Regions from separate parts of the Homo sapiens genome. Here region 1 is linked to region 2. The links are chromatin contacts, found by Hi-C in ENCODE. All regions are on one chromosome and are shown on one strand. Each heading gives the region's core, a stretch centred on a gene start or an enhancer-like site at or near the end of the contact. The rest is flanking DNA. Distances are from core to core; before and after follow the strand shown.

Region 1 (5,162 bases), core at 1,763-4,262, 7.6 Mb before region 2:
AACAGATGAGGAAAGTCACCACACTGCACCTGAAAAAAAAGAACAAGGCATTTTTCCCTAGTCAAACTGAACTGCTCTAGGTAGAACCAAACTACTTTTTAAGTAACAAATATTTTATGTGTCTACCCATGAAACTCCCAGTTCATGAGTAGATACACCCAATTTTTTATATATGTGTAAAACTTGGAGTTTCATGGGTAGATACACAAAATATTGTGTATCTTTTATATATATATATATATATATAAATATATATATGCTGAAAAGTTTACTATTCGCCTGACACTAATTTTGTATAACTTATATACGTGACAGCACATGCAAGATACAAAACTAAATGCTAGAAAGCGGGAACTCCCAAACCTGACTATCAGAATCTCCTAGAAAACTTTTTAAAATAAAGGACTGACTAATGAACAGACCCTATCATCCATGAGATTAGGATTCTGTAACTCTGAGATTCAGGCCTTTCTTACTTCGGACTATTAGAAACAGTCCCTGTGATAACAATTCAGTGCATTTGGTTTCTTTGGGAGGTTACTTGTGAGATAAAGGAAAACTTCATAGGAGAGTGGGGATGCGAAACAGGGAAAGGAAGGCAGCCAGTAAGAGTGTGTTGTCAAGTTGAATGGCTCTAGGTATCTGTGTTTGATCCTGCTAGGGAAACTCTTAAAGCCAACATAAACACCCACCAGAGTGTTAACCCACCCAAAGGGTGGGGAAGCTGCCGTATGATTATCTCTGATGAGTTCTTTCTTGAAGCCTGCTTAGAAAAGTGGATGGGGGAAAAGAAAGAGCATTAATTCCAGGCATTTCAAATCTACTATGGGTGTCACAGAGAGAAAAGCCCTCAGGCAAAGTACAGATGTACAAAGTTAGAAGTCAGAAGTCAGTCTGTGTGCACTTAAAAGCAAGAGGACTGGGTAGGGCACTAACAGTATCTGCTGATGATGAGTTTTGCAAAAGCTTTTCGGGTGTTTCTGATGATCAGTCTGGTTTGGGAACCAGTGCTATGAAGGCTATAAAGATGAGTGGGTGACAGACCTTAGCCTCGGGAGCATAAAGTCTTGTAAGGTGAAGTTCTGTAAATAACCATTATTGAAAAAATGGAATACGTATCTTAAGAGAAGCGCTTATTGCAATGAATTTTAATACTTTGTAAACTCATCCATCTCTGTCACTAAAAAGTCCCAAGGAAAAGAACTATTCAATCTAATATACTGCCTGGAAAATGGCAAGTGTCCCACAGACACTTACTGCCTTGTTTTTTCAACTTCAATCTAATCAAAAATAAGGGTTATGCTTTAAATGTTTCATAGTTTGATTAAGCTGCAAATAAAAGAGTAAACAGGTGAACATTTCTTAAAAGCAAATTTAACACATAAGACCATTATATTAAATTCATGTCCAAAATATACATTCCAAATTCTGTACAACAAAATGTGGCCACAGAAAATAAAATGTATTCTATCACTAGGAAAACTGAAGACAAAGCTATTGACGGAAAATGTAATTTGTCTATAAATGATGGATACTGCAGTAATCAATTTATTTTAAATTAGTATACATGCAGTATCAATAAAGAGACCAAAAAAAAACCTTCAATGTCACAACACTATCAACTAGTCTAATGATTTTTACGTGTACAATCTTTTCTTATTATTTCTTATTTTTAAGACGCACTTAATTAAATAGTATCTGTAAATCTAAGAAAGGTCGGAAGGGAAAACCAGGGTATTGGGCAAAAACGTTTCCATCAGCATCATATATTAATTTGAGTTCCTTAAAAGGAGTGGATAAATGTCTTCCACAGACACTTTATTCTCCTAAAGATCCTTCTTTACTCTCTACTCCCTGGAAGATTCAGTTCGTTCTCACAAAATATTGCCATTGGGCACTTTTATCAACTACAACAGACAAAGAGGCATCAGGATAGAGGGGAGAGGATCTTTCACAAAGCTCTAATCTCAGCCACGCACGGTGGCCCACGCCTGTAATCCCAGCACTTTGGGAGGCCGAGGCAGGCGGATCACCTGAGGTCAGGAGTTCGAGACCAGCCTGGCCAACGTGGTGAAACCCCGTCTCTACTGAAAAATACAAAAATTAGCTGTGCGTGGTGGCGGGCGCCTGTAATCCCAGCTACTCGGGAGGCTGAGGCAGGAGAATCGCTTGAACCCGTGAGGCGGAGGTTGCAGTGAGCCGAGACCGCGCCATTGCATTCCAGCCTGGGCGACAACAGCTAAACTCCGTCTCAAAAAAAAAAAAAAAAAAAAAAAAAACTAATCTCAGGAACGTCCTAATACAATTTATTTGAGAATTAGAAACGATCTTTGGAGTAAATACATATTTACAACACTTTACTTGTAAATGACAATGACATCGAGAAATCTTAAGCCAGCTAGAAAGTAAATCACATGGTGTCATCTCCGCTCAAAATGCTCCAACGGCTTCTCGTCTTATTCTGAGACTGACTGGGTCTGCACTCCAACTCCATCCCAACACATACACCCATCTCCGATTACCCTTCCCGCTGGTTCACCACTATCGGCTACGCCGGCCTCCTGAGGTTCTTAGAACATGCCGTGCACATCCCTGCCCGGGAATTTTGCACTTGCTGTCCCCTCTTACCTGTTCCACTCTTTGCTCGGATTTCTGTATTTATGACTTTTCAATTTCCTTCAAGTCTCGGCTCAGATGCCACTTCTCAGTGGAGCTTTTCTTGTTTAAAAATACAAGCCAGCCTCCCACACCTCTTCCCCCTTCCCTGTGTTATTTTTCTCCATAGCACTTATCACCTTCCAATGCGGGCGGGAGAAGCACTGCTCCTCAGGGGGGCGCGAAACCCCGAGCCGGGGGGCCTCCCCTCTCCCACGCTCCCGGCCCCCGCAGACTCACCAGGTTCCGCAGCTGGGCCGCCTGCTCCTTGTGATAGTCCAGCCGTCCCAAGGAGCAGGGCCGATACTTGTCCACCCAGAGGCTCATGGCAGCTCGAGTTCCCGGGGGCCTACGCTTGAAAATCCCGCGCGAGCGCGCGTCCTCCCCACAACGCAGAGACAAGTTTTCCCGCGAGCTCCAAATCTCGTGACGTCACTACCGGTCGCGGCCGCGTAAATGATTTTGGACGGAAAGGCTACGGGGGCCGTGTGCAGACAAAATCAGCTGCCGCGTCGATGCCCTCTAGTTCTGAAGTTCACTGCTTTATTTATTTTCTCTTTGTTCGCACCGTCTATTATATTCTAGAAATTATCAAGCGGAATTGAAAATGTGGTTCTGACCCTTTTGGCGTCACATCCAGATACCTCAGAGAAGACCGTTCCTTTCATTTATTCATTCTTTCATTCACTTAATTCATTCAACAAAAATTTACTAAATATCTGCTAGGTGTGGAACTCTGTCCTCGGCACTAGAATATATACATCTCAGGGTTTCACTCACTTGGCAGGTACCCAGTAAAGCTTCATTGGATGAATCGCTTGAAAATGTCTGATCTTCACTATCCTTTGTTACCTCTATTCCTCAATATTCTTATTGGATTAGAAACAAAAGAATCAAGAGCATGGAAAAACTACCCAAATGTGGTCTGTAGGGGAGAAGACACGAGGTTAATATGCATTCTAAGTCTAGAATATTTGAAAGCCCTCCAATTAAAATGTGTAGAAGCATCTGAACCCCTCAGAAAAATATTCTGCATATGAAGTTGATATGCAACTTTTGAAGTTCTCTTCAAATAGTGCCTCTCAAAATGCACTTTACTCATTGTACATAATATTAATTCCTTATTTAATTTATGCTTTTATTTTATGTATTATTAAGAACCCTAAGTCCTGCCATTTGATTGCAAGGTCTTACAGGCAGGAAATGATTTCCAAATATACTTAATAACCTTTCACCAAGGTGCCTCTTACTCATTTATTAATCAATAATTTATCATGTTCTTCTATGAATCGTCATATTACATGAATTACTCCTGCAGGTAAGGTATTATCCACACCACCAAGTATAAGATTTAATCCCTGTTCTCGAGAAACTTTCTATAATAAGCCTGGAAGGCTTCTGCCTCAGGGCCTTTGCAATTACTGTTTCCTCTTCCTGGACTATGTTTCTCCAGTCAGCAGAGTTGGGTCCCTCATTTCCTTCAGGATGTTGGCTCAAGTATTATCTCCTCACTGAGGCTTCCCTGACCACCCTATTTAATATTGCAAAAAAGCTTCATCTTCTTTATGCTTCTCTCCTTTGGAATTGAAATGGAGGAAGTGTTTGAAATGAGAAGGTAAAGGAAATCAGAAGCAGGGATACTGAATTGTGGTCTATGTGTATATCATAATCATAATGAATGATAATGGAAATAAGTACTGAGAGGAATAAAGAGAAGAACCAAGTGCTAGAATGATCAATAATTTGGCAAGAGTGACCACAGGCATGACAGACAACTTCAATAAGGAGCAGTGGTTGATGGTCTCTACCGTGAAGACATGTCTCTACCATTGAAGCACATGAAGACATGTGCTTCAATATTGTTGGGGGTTCTGAGGAAGGAGAAATAGTGTGGTGACCCAGGAAGTCCAGTTAAATTTGAATTTCAGAAGCTTTTTCATATGTCTATGGCAAAATTTATTACAAATGATTTTTTTTCTCATATAAGTATGTCCCTGGCAATATTTGAAATTGTAATAAATATTGCCAGGGACATACTTATATGAGAAAAAAAATCAGCCTTTATCTGAAATTCAAATGTAACCAGGGCCCTGTATTTATCTAGCAATTTTACTCCAGACTCTTGAATATATAGGATATGAGAAATTGCTACAGAGGAAGTAAAGTCCTCGGGGTTGGTAAACTACAGCTGCAATCACTTTAATGTTTAATGACTCTGGCCCTCAGGTATCTTAGCTCTTTTTTTTTTTCTTGAGATGGAGTCCCAGTCTGTCTCCCAGGCTGGAGTGCAGTGATGCGATCTCGGCTCACTGCAACCTCCACCTCCTGGGTTCAAGCGATCCTCCCACCTCAGCCTCCCATGTAGCTAGGGTTACAGTTGTGCACCACCACGCCCAGCTAATTTTTTGTATTTTTAGTAGAGACAGGGTTTTACCATGTTGACCAGGCTGGTCTCGAACTCCTGAGCTCAGGCAAGCCAGCTGCCTCGGCCTCCCAAAGTGCTGGGA
Region 2 (5,014 bases), core at 187-2,686:
TGATGCCCAGACACCTACAGAATCTTGTTTTAGATCACTTGTTGACTTCTAGTTCTATTTTTTGACACCTAGTGTCCAGTGTGCTTTACACTTCAGGCCACTGTGGTCTCAAATAGAGCTAGGAACCAGGTGTGGTGGCACACGCCTGTAGTCCCAGCTAGTTGGGAGGCTGAGGCAGGAGGACTGCTTAAGCCCAACAGTTCAAGGCTGCAGTGAGCTAAGATTGCACCACTGCACTCCATCCTGGGCAACAGATAGAGACTGTCTTAAAAAACCCCCAAAATCAAATAGAGCTGGGGCTAAACATTTAATAAACTCCAGCCTCTGGAGTCCAAGAGATCTGCATTTGAATCCTGACTTTGCCACTGATTGGCAATAAGACCTTGGGTACGTTACTTAACCATTAACATACCCACTAAGTCACCCAATAAGCTTCCAGAACTTGGCCTAATCCCTGGGGAGGGGACCGCAGGAAGAACTAGGGTAATTTTTCTTTTATAACCAGTTCACCAGAGGGGGCCAGGGAAGGGTGGTCGTATGTAGCCCAGAGGAGTCAGAAATTCACCTGAAATCCAGAAAAGAGGCATTTTTCTTGCACACCAGAGCTCACGGGCTGACATTCTCACACTGGACATCCCAGTAAGCCTCCTGCTCCGCGATCCCCAAGGCCATCAGCCTTGCCTGACCTCCAAACGTTTCCCCCTTCTTGTGCCGGCTTAATTTTCCAGGGCTTTCCCCCTTTCTATTCGTCTCCTATCAGGTTCCCGGTCCGAAGGCTAGGACGCCCCACGTCGCAGCCAGGAGCAGAGGCGCCCAAGGTGGCGGTACAAGCCGTCTTCAGGCCTGTGGCCCCACTGATGGCAGAAACAGGAAGCGGGGACAGCCCCAGTCCCGGACCTCAGGCCAAGCAAGGCTCTAGAAAGGTCCCTGACGCTTGCCGGGCGCGGTGGCTCATGCCTGTAATCTCAGCACTTTGGGAGGCCGAGGTGGGTGGATCACGAAGTCAGGAGATCGAGACCATCCTGGCTAACACGGTGAAACCCCGTCTCTACTAAAAATACACAAAATTAGCCGGGCGTGGTGGCGGGCGCCTGTAGTCCCAGCTACTCGGGAGGCTGAGGCAGGAGAATGGCGTGAACCTGGGAGGCGGAAATTGCAGTGAGCCGAGATCGCGCCACTACACTCCAGCCTGGGCGACAGAACGAGACTCCGTCTCAAAAAAAGAAAAAAAAAAAAAGAAGAAGAAAGGTCCCTGACGCTTCCCTGCCCTCCCCGGAGCCGGCGCTCTAGCGCCCCCGGGATCGACGGTCAGCACAGCGAAGGAACGCGCTACCTGTGGCCGAAGGTATAGCGCCGCTGCGGGCCCTGTGAGAGCTGAGAAGACGACGGCGGCCGAGGAGGCCCAATTCCGAGGCTCGGCCCCGTCAGGGTCCGCGCTGGCGGTGTGCGCGTGTACGTGCGCTCGTGCACGTGCATGTGTGTGCGCGCGCCCTAACAGACCTGCTCCGAAGCGTCTCCGCTGACTGCCAGTCGGTAGCGCGACTGGCTGCGGGGCCCACGTGCCACGCAGACGCCCCCCGGCGCGTCCCGCTCTTGCTCTGCGGCCCAACGAGCGCGTTCCTGCCGCGGGACAGCCTTGCAGAGAAACGCGGTCTTACACACGCACTGGCCTCCCGGTCTGGGTTTTTAACTGCTCAAAGCTCCACGCGCCCTGGCGTCTCCACACGGCACTCCAGATGTGTCAGATTTCCAGAAATGTTTTGATCGCTTGCTTTCACTTCTCTTTTTAAGATCTGTTTTTGAACTTTTCCTCTGCGTTGTGTGTATCATGACTCTGACACGTTTTAGGGCCGCGAGGCGGGTGATGAAGCTTTGACATGGGCGCCTTGGTGAATGACCTGAATTCTTACTCCCGAGTAAATCGTCTGACTGGCTTCCCTATCGCATTTTAGGGTTAAAACATACATTTTGTGTTTGTTTCATATCTATGTTTATGTAGACTGCAAGTTTCATAAGGGCACGGGGTGGGAGGGGCTATGGCTCTTTTGCCTCTTACTGTATTTTCAGAACCTAGCAGAAGCTAGGACATAGTGTGTGTTCTCTAAATAGATATTGAATGTGAGGGAGGAAGGAACTTTCCAGAAGTGTGACCTTTGGTTTTGGAAAGGCACAAGGTTCGTAGTTAGGCGTAGAGAACACAAGTTTAGAATCATGGCCTCTACACTTCTGTTGACAATGCATTACTTTAAGTAACAACTTTTTTTTGAGACAGGGTTTCGCTCGTTTTGCCCAGGCTGGAGTGCAGTGGCACGATCTCGGCTCACTGCAACCTCCGCCTCCCGGGTTCAAGCGATTCTCCTGCCTCAGCCTCCCAAGTAGCTGTGATAACAGGCGCCTGCCACCACGCCAGGCTAATTTTTTGTATTTTTAGTAGAGACGGGGTTTCACCATGTTGGCCAGGATAGTCTCGATCTCTTGACCTCGTGATCCGCCCACCTCGGCCTCCCAAAGTGCTGGGATTACAGGCGTGAGCCACTGTGCCCAGCCAAGTAACAACTTTTTTTAAAAAAAATGCACTTCAAATGTATATGTATATGTATTTATTTATAAGTTATAAAAATGTAATGCATGCTCATATATATATTTATGTATTATTACAAAGAGCACACCAAATAGAAATTTTAAAAAGCTAAAATAAAAATAATACCTTGGTCGGGGATGATGGCTCATGCCTGTAACTCCAGCACTTTTGGAGGCCGAGGCGGTCAGATAGCTTGAGCCCATTAGTTCGAGACCAGCGTGGGCAGCATAGTGAGATCCCATCTGTACAAAAAATAATTTGAAAAAATTAGCCGGGCATGGTGGTGTGCGCCTGTTGTCCCAGCTGCTTGGGAGGCTGAGGTGGGAGAATGGCTTGATCCTGGGAAGTTGAGGCTGCAATGAACCGTGTTTGTGCCACTTCACTACAGCTTGGGGTGGCTGAGTGAAATCCTGTCTTAATAGTCAATCAATCAATCAATCAATAAAATGATAACAATACCTACAAGTTCTAAAATAATTTCCTGCAGCGCACTTTGGAGCTCACTAGGTAGACAGTTTGTAGGGAGAGGGCTGCCCTCTACTGGTGGAGGGCAGCTAAGGACATTTGCTTTGGATCGCCTGCCTTCTGCAGGAGTCCACAGATTTATCCTTTGTGGCCTGCACAGTGTGTATGCTTAGCATTCAATCTACGTTATTTTCACTCATAGAAAATGTAAGGTGAGGCATTGTTTTAAGCCAGAACAGCTTTAAAAGGCAGAGATACTCGTATTGTGCAGTCATTATGGACCAGGAAACGTTGAAACATCTGCGAGTAGAAGTGACTCAAAACTGAATGTTCGTCTCTGTAACATCATGGCCAATACTCAATAAAGGGGAAACAATTAGATAATCTGTTCTCATATGTCAAGTCTTACAAATCTTTTTACTTTGAAGACAACTAAATTATACTGTTGTAGTTTTGATAGCAGAATATGCCCTGCTGATTTTTAAGCCTTAGAGACTTCTAGAGCAAAAAGCATAAAACAGATTTTTATACAACAACATGTCTTTTTCACTTGAGAGTTCAGTGTTCGAAGACTTTTAAAGTGCCTTTATGCAGAGGCTAAACTGAGGGAGACTGATTAGAATATAATTTGAGGCGGCCGGGCGCGGTGGCTCACGCCCGTAATCCCAGCACTTTGGGAGGCCGAGACGGGCGAATCACGAGGTCAGGAGATCGAGACCATCCTGGCTAACAGGGTGGAACCCCGTCTCTGCTAAAAATACAAAACATTAGCCTGGCGTGGTGGGTGGCGGGCACCTGTAGCCCCAGCTACTCGGGAGGCTGAGGCAGGAGAATGGCGTGAACCTAAGGAGACGGAGCTTGCAGTGAGCCGAGATCGTGTCACTGCACTCCAGCCTGAGCAACAGAGCGAGACTCTGTCTCAAAAAAAAAAAAAAAAAAAAAAAAAATATATATATATATATATATATATATATTTTATTTATCTGCTGGTGGAGGGCAGCTCCACCAGTATGTATATATATGAATAATTATAAAAAAATAAATATTGTATATATTACATATATAAATAAGTATAAAAAAACCTATATTTTATATATATAAAAATATATAAATAATTCGAGGAATATATTGTAGATTTTTTATGAATTTTCAAGCAAAGTAATCTATACTTTCTGTGAGAATATGAGTGAAAAGTATAGCACAGAATGCAGTTAACCATGAAATTGTTTGCTAAGCTGCGAATTGTATATATAAATAATTCAGTTGCTATTCTGTATTAGTCCAAAACTATTTTTTACTGCATGGCTAACATTCCATTTTACCTTCTCAGTTTCACTTCTGCAAAAAGTAATATGTTTCAGAATCTGTTTAAGCTGCTCCTACCTTCAAGTTGCTCACAATCTACTATGGATATACGCAGGGAGGCAAATGATCATAAGTGAATTAGAGTCCTGATCCCCATCCTATCTCACAAATAAAACACCTACCAGCAAATATACACAGATGCCCAAAGTGTCTAGGCAGAGTGGGGAAAGAAAGGAAGGAAGAAAAAGTAGAATTGCTTTACATGTCTCATTGATTTTGAGCTCCTCACATTGGCGCTTCTAAATTGTGAGGCTTCCTTCACAATTTATTGTATTTCTCTGTAATGTCATGGTCAATACTCTATAAAGGGAAAACAATTAGTGAATCTGTTCTCGTGTGTCAAGTTTTACAAGTTTTTCCCATTTGAAAGCAAACTGAATGATACTATTGTAGTTTTGCTGATTTTTAAGCCTCAAATACTTTTAGAGCAAAAGCATATAACAGATTTCTATAGAACAGCATGTCTTTTTGACTTGAATAGTTCAGTGTTCAAACACATTTTAAAGTGCCTTTCAGCAGAGGCTAAACTGGGGGAAAGGCTGTACTTGGCTCAAAAACAAATGTCAGGAAAGAAAATTATGCAGCAGCATAAAATCCAGCCAC

Evidence for each region. Hi-C counts contacts between places; a loop is a spot of excess contacts on that map. Pooled maps may share reads with other maps.
Region 1: a loop to region 2 is called in a pooled map, with 15 times the contacts of the local background. The contact joins the promoter of RFC3 here to the enhancer-like site in region 2. A Hi-C loop is called at or near these places in 5 of 50 pooled maps.

Annotation. Positions count from the first base shown.
Region 1 is chr13:33,815,999-33,821,160 of GRCh38, reverse strand. RFC3 (replication factor C subunit 3) reads right to left here and starts at 3,012. Exons shown (of 9, transcript NM_002915.4): 1 at 2,896-3,012; 2 at 1-29. The coding sequence starts at 2,982.
Region 2 is chr13:26,182,998-26,188,011 of GRCh38, reverse strand. It overlaps a transcript of RNF6 not described here. Among named protein-coding and RNA genes, the nearest start is that of RNF6, 37 kb to the left of the region's middle. RefSeq lists enhancers at 1,598-1,647, 1,698-1,867. Within about 2 kb of position 1,436, at least 34 of the 41 ENCODE cell types and tissues checked have a DNase peak (open chromatin) inside an H3K27ac peak, as active enhancers do.